Linked DNA regions of Homo sapiens: region 1 is linked to region 2. A link is an interaction called in ENCODE POLR2A ChIA-PET data of the cell type or tissue named here. Cell type or tissue: HepG2. All regions are shown on one strand. Each heading gives the region's core, and the rest is flanking DNA. Links, peaks and the distances in the headings are about the cores only. Region 1 has its middle 6.9 kb from the start of NFKBIA. Region 2 has its middle 56 kb from the start of PSMA6.

Region 1 (4,386 bases), core at 101-4,100, 50 kb after region 2:
GGTGTGGTGGTGGGCACCTGTAGTCCCAGCAATTCCGGAGGCTGAGGCAGGAGAAGGGCGTGAACCCAGGAGGCGGAGTTTGCAGTGAGCCGAGATCGCTCCGCTGCACTCCAGGCTGGGCGACAGAGTGAGACTCTGTCTCAAAAAAAAAAAAAAAGATTTCAGAGAAGATGAAGTAGGATACCTGTCTGAGTCCCACAGGATTGTTCAGTTTACTGGGGTCTCCTGAGGTCTCAGAACTTGCATTTTCTGCATTATTATATAGTTTCCATGAGACAGTATTTCCATTAACATAAAACATCAGAAATTCAAACCATCCTTTGTAATATTTGCCCAGTTTTGGTAGTATAGCAACAGATACATAAGGAACATATTGACGATTGATGACCTGAAAACACTTTTGTTAATTCCTGTGTGTGCTTGGTAGCTGCTGCTTTTTTTTTTTTTTTTTTTTCCCTGACTGGGCTTTGCTCTGTTGCCCGGGCTGGCACCATCTTGGCTCACTGCAACCTCCACCTCCTGGGCTCAAGCAATCTTACCGCCTCAGCCTCCTGAGTAGCTGGTGTCAGGCCTCTGAGCCCAGGCCAGGCCGTCGCATCCCCTGTGACTTGCACGTATACATCCAGATGGCCTGAAGTAACTGAAGATCCACAAAAGAAGTAAAAACAGCCTCAACTGATGACATTCCACCATTGTGATTTGTTCCTGCCCCACCCTAACTGATCAATGTACTTTGTAATCTCCCCCACCCTTAAGAAGGTACTTTGTAGTCTCCCCCACCCTTAAGAAGGTTCTTTGTAATTCTCCCCACCCTTGAGAATGTACTTTGTGAGATCCACCCCTGCCCACCAGAGAACAACCCCCTTTGACTGTAATTTTCCATTACCTTCCCAAATCCTATAAAACGGCCCCACCCCTATCTCCCTTCGCTGACTCTCTTTTCGGACTCAGCCCGCCTGCACCCAGGTGAAATAAACAGCCATTTTGCTCACACAAAGCCTGTTTGGTGGTCTCTTCACACGGACGTGCATGAAAGCTGGGACTGCAGGTGCGCACCACCACTCCCAGCTAATTTTTTGTATTTTTGCAGAGATGGGGTTTCACTGTGTTGTCCAGGCTGGTCTCGAACTCCTGGGCTCAAGCAGTCTGCACACCTCAGACTTCCAAAGTGCTCGGATAACAGGAGTGAGCCAGTGTGCCTGGCCTGGAAGCTGCTTTATCCCCAGGTTAGGAATATATACCTAGAGCCTGGCTCTGCCATTTACTGGCTGTGTGACCCAGGCTGACTTTCTTTCTTTCTTTCTTTTTTGTTTTTTGAGACAGAGTTTCACTCTTGTTGCCCAGGCTGGAGTGCAATGGCACGATCTCCACTCACTGCAACCTCTGCCTTCTGGATTCAAGTGATTCTCCTGCCTCAGTCTCCCAAGTAGCTGGGATTACAGGCACGTACCACCAGGCCTGGCTACTTTTTGTATTTTTAGTAGAGATGGGGTTTCACCATGTTGGCCAGGCTGATCTCAAACTCCTGACCTCTGGTGATCCGCCTGTCTCAGCCTCCCAAAGTGCTGGGATTACAGGTGTGAGCCACCGTGCCTGGCCTTAATGTATTTTTTTTTGTAGAGATGGGCTCTCCCTATATTTCCCAGGCTGGTCTTGACCTCCTGGGCTCAAATGATCCTCCTGCCTCAGCTTCTCAAAGTGCTGGGATTATAGGCATGAGCCCCCGCACCTGGTCACACTTACCTGGATTGCTGGCCGGTTTGTGGGCCTTGGCCCTATTTTCATGTCAGTGTTCAGAGTCCAGTCCTACTTGTCAATGACTCAGATTGGCTGATGCTGGGTCATACTTCCTGCCCCCTGTGAAAAGGGTGCCTGCCACAGTCACTTGGGGCATGGGATAAGATAATATAGTACTGGCAGGTAAATAGCTAACTGGAATATGAGCTCGGGTCCCGTCTCTCCCACCTGCACTCCGCGCTGGTGCCTGGGCTCAGCTCCCGTGCTATGGGCTTTCATCTCATCACGCCTTTCCATGCAGTTGTCTGTCTCCCTCTCCACCTAAGCAAGGAGCTCTTAGGGGCAGAGGCCATGACTTATTCCTCTTATTCCTGCCCTTGGCAGGAGGCCTGGAGAATAGTTCTTTTTGATGCAAATGAAGGAATGGGTTGGAGAGTCGTACTTCTCTAGGAGGGAAACACAGGTGAGGTCCAGTTTCAGTTTCTGTAATGCTCTCTTTCAATGGGGAAACAGCCTAGGATATTCTTGTCCAGGCACCAGAGGTTGGGGAATGTTTCTTGGGCATGTTTCAGACTGGAGTTCCACAACTCAGACTTTTCTTGCCAAATGAAATTTCAGCTACACTTAAGGCAAGTTAATGAAAATCTGGCAGAAAGCTGGGGGTGGGGGAGTGGGTGGGTACGGGGGTGGGAAGTCTTGGGGAAGGAAGACCCATCTGACAGACTCAATTCTGTCACCACTTAATCACTTCCAGTAGCAACTGAACTTTCCATGCAAATCCACCCAAGCTCCCAGCCTTCTGAATTTCCAGGCCCCAGGGGAAGGTCTTCAGATTGCTCAGACTAGTTTGTTCCCTCTTTAAAGAAAAATCCTTACTTTCTGGAAGGACTTGGTACACGTGGCCGCTACAGGAAATGTATCCTGATGGATAAGGCAGGCAGAAGGAATCAAGGAACTGAATTCAAGGAAGTTGCTGATGTGATATATTATTTCCCCCTCATATCACTTCCCCTTTCTCTAGGCACTCTTAGTCCTACCTGTCCCCACACAATCTGTAACTTCTTGGAGGAAATCAAAGTGCATTAAAGAAGACTCTCCGTCTGCTGGCCTGTTTACTTTGAGATCTTTTGCTCTTGTTTGCTTAGGAATTTGAAGATTTTCTACAGATTAGAATGTTTCCCTTCTAAAATTTTCCTTTAGGGAACTCCAGGCTCCAGTCACCCAACCAACAGGCAGGACAGAAAGATAATAAATTTAAAACAAAAAGAAAAGAAAAGCAGGGAGGGCTGGGTGTGGTGGGTCACACCTGTAATCCCAGGACTGTGGGAGGCCAAGGCAGGTGGATCACTTGAGGTCAGGAGTTCGAGACCAGCCTGGCCAACACGGCGAAACCCCATCTCCACTAAAAATATAAAAATTAGCCGGGTGTAGTGGTGTGCACCTGTAGTCCCAGCTACTCGGGAGGCTGAGGCAGGAGAATTGCTTGAACCCAGGAGGCGGAGGTTACAGTGAGCCGAGATCATGCCACTGCACTCCAGCCTGGGCAAGAGAGTGAGACCCTATCACACACACACAAAAAAAAGGTGGGGGGGGGGATGAGAAATGGGGAGAAGAGCTAGAGAGTAAGGAACCGGGGCAGCCTTCAGTGCTTAACTGGGCCCAGCTACCTCGAGATTTATGCAGATGACAGAACCTTTTCCAAGGTTTAGGACCTAGAAAGAAGAAAAGCTGAAGCCTAGAAAGGTGGGAGACTGGGCCCAAGTGGGTGAGAAGGGGCCCACCCTTGCTTGACCATGGAGGGTGACGCCCCTATGCAAGAGCTGGGCTCTAAGGAGGCTGGGGATGAGGGGGTGGCGCACAGCTTTGTCCTGTTTCTACAACCTAGCACAGAACTAGAGACAGCGTATGGGTGAATTGGCACAAATTTAACCCCTTTACAGAGGGAAGAAGAGTCACATTTGACTGAGTAGAAAGTACTAAGGGCATCGTTCCAAAATTGGGGAGCCAAGTTTCCAACCTTTGTTCTTTTGAGAATGAGGGTGGGGATATCACCCCACTCCCATCTTACCTCTCCCACTTAGCTGAGAGCTGAACCTAACTGACCTAATTCCTGTGGTAGGTCATTTAACACCTGTGTTGAGGTGCTTGGGGATGGACAAGGAATTTCAGGGAAGAACCCGGGCACTTTGACAGAGAATAAGACTGGTAGAGGGACCGCCAGTGCTGGGTTCCGGATGGACTAAGGCTACAGAAATGGAGCAGAGCTGGGCGCGGTGACTCACGCCTGAAATTCCAGCACTTTGGGAGGCTGAGGTGGGCAGATCACCTGAGGTCAGGAGTTCAAGACCAGCCTGGGCAACATGGTGAAACCCTGTCTCTACTAAAAATATAAAAATTAGCCAGGCGTGGTGGCAGGCACCTGTAATCCCAGCTACTCGGGAGGCTGAGGCACAGAGAATCGCTAGAACCCGGGAGGTGGAGGTTGCAGTGAGCTGAGATCATGCCACTGTACTCCAGCCTGGGCGACAGAGCAAGACTCCATCTCAAAAAAAAAAAAAAAAAAAAAAAAAGAAAGAGAAAGAATTGGGGCAGAATTGGCTTTAACCAGTCTGTAGTAACACTCCTTATATGTGGAAGACCACTAAATAC
Region 2 (4,386 bases), core at 113-4,112:
AATCACTTTCTTTCTTTCTTTTTTTCTTTTTTGAGATGACGTTTTGCTCTTGTTACCCAGGCTGGAGTGCAATAGCATGATCTCGGCTCACTGTAACCTCTGCCCACCGAGTTCAAGCAATTCTCCTGCCTCGGCCTCCCTAGTAGCTGGGATTACAGGCGCCGGCCACCATGCCCAGCTAATTTTTTGTATTTTTAGTAGAGATGGGGTTTCACCATGTTGGCCAGGCTGATCTTGAACTCCAGACCTCAGGTGATTCACCCGCCTTGGCCTCCCAAAGTGCTGGGATTATAGGCGTGAGCCACCTCGCCCGGCCTAATCACTTTCTTAACCATATCTGACTCTAAATACCATGGCACTGATATTTTTCTGAAAAATGCATTACTTTTAAACATAGATTTATTATTTTTAATTTTTTATAAAATTGCCTGCAATCCTCTTTAAAGTTGCATTTTAAAGTTAATGGATTTGACATTTTTGACACTTAAAGACTCTTCTCCATAGAACATAATCTGAAATGAGAATTTACCCTCTGTGTAAGTGCTAAGATATCTGATAAGAAGCTTGGAGAAAATTCTGCTAAATAGAGGATAGTCTCAATTCTAATTTTTAAATTAAATTAAATTTTTATTTTTTGAGACAGAGTCTTGCTCTGTCGCTCAGGCTGGAGTGCAGTGGCTTAATTTGGCTCACTGCAACCTCTGCCTCCTGGGTTCAAGAGATTCTCATGCCTCAGCCTCTGGAGTAGCTGGGATTGCAGGCACGTGCCACCATGCCTGGCTAATTTTTGTATTTTTGTAGAGATGTGGTTTCACCATGTTGGCCAGGCTGGTCTCGAACTCCTGACCTTAAGTGATCTGCCCGCCTTGGCTTCCCAAAGTGCTGGTATTACAGGAGTGAGCCACCATGCCCAGCCTCAATTCTAATTTTTTATATTGCAACTTATAAATCTTTCATGGGCTCTGAGTTTCTTGTTTTTATTTTATTTTTGTAGACACAGGGTTTCACTATGTTGCCTAGGCTGGTCTCAAACTCGTGGCCTCAAGCTAATCCTCCCACTTTAGCCTCCCAAAGCGCTGGGGTTCCAGGCATGAGCCACCTCGCCCAACATGCTCTGAGTTTCTAAAAGAACATTTAGCAGCTGGGAGGGGTGCAGCAGTGAGAGTGCGGGGCTTGGAGTCCAGCTTTGTTGGCTGTGTGGCCTTGGGCAGGGAGCTTCACCCCTCTGAGCTTTAGTCCCCTCCTCTGTTAGACAGGGTCGACTGCCCCCAGCCTGCTTGCATGATGAGGGTTTAAGGACAATGGACACAGCAGATCCCACACAGTCTTGATACTTACAGATTCTCAATGCCTCGGTGTTACTGTTGTTCCCACGTGCCAGCCTGAACTTAGCACCCACTGCTGGCTTCCTCCTCCCCTCTCTCGGAATGGACCCAATGGGCCCTGCCTCCGCAGAAGCCATAGAAAGCTTTTAGGTTTCACACAGTCAGTCACAATTCATGTGTCTGGGGTTTATCATGTGCGGGGCGCTGTCCTAAACACTTCACATGAATTAACAAATTTCATTCTCATAACAGCCTCTAGGATCAATATGATTATTGCTGGGTGTTCCAGATCTTGATGCCTAAGGATACCCAGGTAGTCAATGGTAGACCTGGGCTGTGCACCCAGGCAGGCTGGCCCCTCAGCCCACAGGCGTGACCAGAGGTCATCCCTCCTCTCCTCCAGCTTTGTGCCCTGGAGGAGCTGCTGTGTGCACTGCATGGACGCCACCCTTGCCCTCTGGCCGCCTTTTGGTCATGGCCAGTGAAGAGCCTAGTGGGAGATCAAAGGGAGGAGGGGGTGGGGAGTCTGCATTCATTCCCCTGCAGTCCTCCCCGCAGGGTCGCCCAGGCTGGGTTGGACCTAAAAGGAAGGTCACGGCCCCACTCAGGCAGCCTCTGTCCCACAGGGTTCTGGTGCGGGTTTCTGGTGCAGGTGCTGGTGCGCAGTGTTCCTCTTGCTCGCATCCGCCCCGCATTGCTGCACAATCCCTACTTCTACGCCCCTCGTGGTTTTGTAAATAGTGTCATTGTAAATGAGCCAGCCACTCCCCCATGCTGCCTCTCAGCTGCAGGCTGAGCAAAGCTTAGCTTGTCCTTGAGCCTTACCTGCTTACTGTGTAATGCCCAACCTCATTTTTACCAATCCTGTTTTTAGACTCTCCCTTTCCTTTAATCACCCAGCCTTGTTTCCACCTGAATTGACTCTCCCTTAGCTAAGAGAGCCAGACAGACTCCATCTTGGCTTTTTCACTGGCAGCCCCTTCCTCGAGGACTTAACTTGTGCAAGCTGACTCCCAGCACATCCAAGAATGCAATTAACTGATAAGATACTGTGGCGAGCAATATCCGCAATTCTCAGGAATTCGTCTGATTGATAATGCCCAAAGCCCCAAGTCTATCACCTTGTAATGGTCTTAACGCCCCTGCACCTGGAACTGTTTACTTTCCTGTAACCATTTATCCTTTTAACTTCTTGCCTACTTTATTTCTGTAAAATTGTTTTAACTAGACCCCCCCTCCCTTTTCTAAACCAAAGTATAAAAGAAAATCTAGCCCCTTCTTCAGGCCGAGAGAATTTTGAGTGTTAGCTGTCTCTTGGCCACCAACTAAATAAACGGACTCTTAATTCGTCTCAAAGTGTGGCGTTTTCTCTAACTCGCTCAGGTACAACAACTGCTTCTTGTATGTTTAATTTCATTTACTTATTTTTTGAAAATATTTCAATGTGTACAAAAGGATATGCAGTGAAAAGCCTCTTTCCCTCTCTCAACCATCCAGTTCTCCCCACAGGCAACTGTCAAAATAGTTTTTGGTGGGTTTTTAAAAATTGTGGTTAAATGTATATAGCATAAAATTTACCATTTTAGCCATTTTTCTTTTTTCTTTTTTTTTAGACGGAGTTTCGCTCCTGATGCCCAGGCTGGAGTGCCATGGTGCAATCTCGCCTCACTGCATCCTCCGCCTCCTGGGTTCAAGCGATTCTCCTGCCTCAGCCTCCCAAGTAGCTGGGATTACAGGCATGTGCCACCATGCCTGGCTAATTTTGTAATTTTTTTTTTAGTAGAGACAGGGTTTCTCCATGTTGGTCAGGCTGGTCTCGAACTCCCGACCTCAGGTGATCTGCCTGCTTTGGCCTCCCAAAGTTCTGGGTCTACAGGCTTGAGCCACTGCACCGGCTTTTTTTTTTTTTTTTTTTTGAGATGGAGTCTCTGTCGCACAGGCTGGGGTGCAGTGGCATGATGTCGGCTCACTGCACCTTCCGCCTCCCAGGTTCAAGTTCTGTCTCAGCCTCCCAAGTAGCTGGGACTACAGGCGCCTGCCACCATGCCTGGCTAATTTTTTGTATTTTTAGTAGAGAGGGGGGTTCCACCTTGTTGGTCAGGCTGGTCTCTAAATCCTGACCTCAGGTGATCCACCCTCCTCGGCCTCCCAAAGTGCTGGGATTACAGGCGTGAGCCACTGCGCCCAGCCCATTTTAGCCATTTTTAAGTGTACAGTCCAGGGGCATTAAGTCTATTCGCATTGTGTGCAACCATCGCCAACATCCATGTCCAGAACTTTCTCATCTTCCCCAGTTGAGTCTACCCATTAAATAAACACTCTCTGAAATGGGTTTTTGTGAATCCTTCCAAAGGCATTTTATGCACATTCAAGCAAATACGTAAATATTCTTCCTTTAAAAAACATGCAAATTATTATTTAAAAAAATATTGGGGGGATGGGGGCCAGGCCTAGTGCCTGCTGCCTGTAATCCCAGCACTTTGGGAGGCTGAGGCAGAAGGATCACTTGAGCCCAGGAGTTCAAGACCTGCCTGGGCAACATAAGGAGAGCTCGTCTCTATAAAAAATTAAAAAATTAGCCAGGTGTAGTTCCAGCTACTTGGGAGGCTAAGATGGGAGGATAGCTTGAGCCCAGGAGGTCAAGGCTGCAGTGAGCCATGAACATGCCACTGCACTGCAGCTTTGGTGACAAAGGGAGACCTTGTCTCAAAAAAAAAGAAAATTCGAAGCAACCCTACCAACAAGAAAATTATTTTATTTAACTTGGATATCGTTTCACATCAATACATAATACAAATTCTCATCTTTCTGTTCAGCCTCCTCATCGTGTGGATACTCGTATGTATTTAGCCTTTTCCACATTGATGGAAAGTGAGGGCATTTGCAATGTTTTGCTATGCTGATAGCCCCACAGTCAATGTGGTTTACTTCTAACCTCCTGCTTCCTCTCCAGGCTCACGGCCCGCTCTCCTTGAGTTTCCTCCACTCAGCCTCCCTGCAAGGTAGACCCCCAGCCCATGACTTCAGGGCCTTGGGCCCTCAGGCTTTCCTGACCCTCTGC

What was found. Peaks named below come from ENCODE experiments on the same cell type or tissue, not always from the same donor. Only the 100,000 strongest peaks of a DNase experiment are listed, where the experiment ranks them.
Region 1: POLR2A ChIA-PET joins it to region 2 with 11 read pairs; 29 of 35 experiments call an interaction of 5 or more read pairs at or near these places.

What each region holds. Positions count from the first base shown.
Region 1 is chr14:35,395,669-35,400,054 of GRCh38, forward strand. No RefSeq gene overlaps it. Among named protein-coding and RNA genes, the nearest start is that of NFKBIA, 6.9 kb to the right of the region's middle. In HepG2, for the core only: no CTCF peak of the experiment used is centred there; a DNase peak (open chromatin) is centred at 1,843; H3K4me3 peaks cover 317 bases.
Region 2 is chr14:35,345,750-35,350,135 of GRCh38, forward strand. No RefSeq gene overlaps it. Among named protein-coding and RNA genes, the nearest start is that of PSMA6, 56 kb to the left of the region's middle. RefSeq lists an enhancer at 1,331-1,875. In HepG2, for the core only: no CTCF peak of the experiment used is centred there; a DNase peak (open chromatin) is centred at 1,992; H3K4me3 peaks cover 860 bases.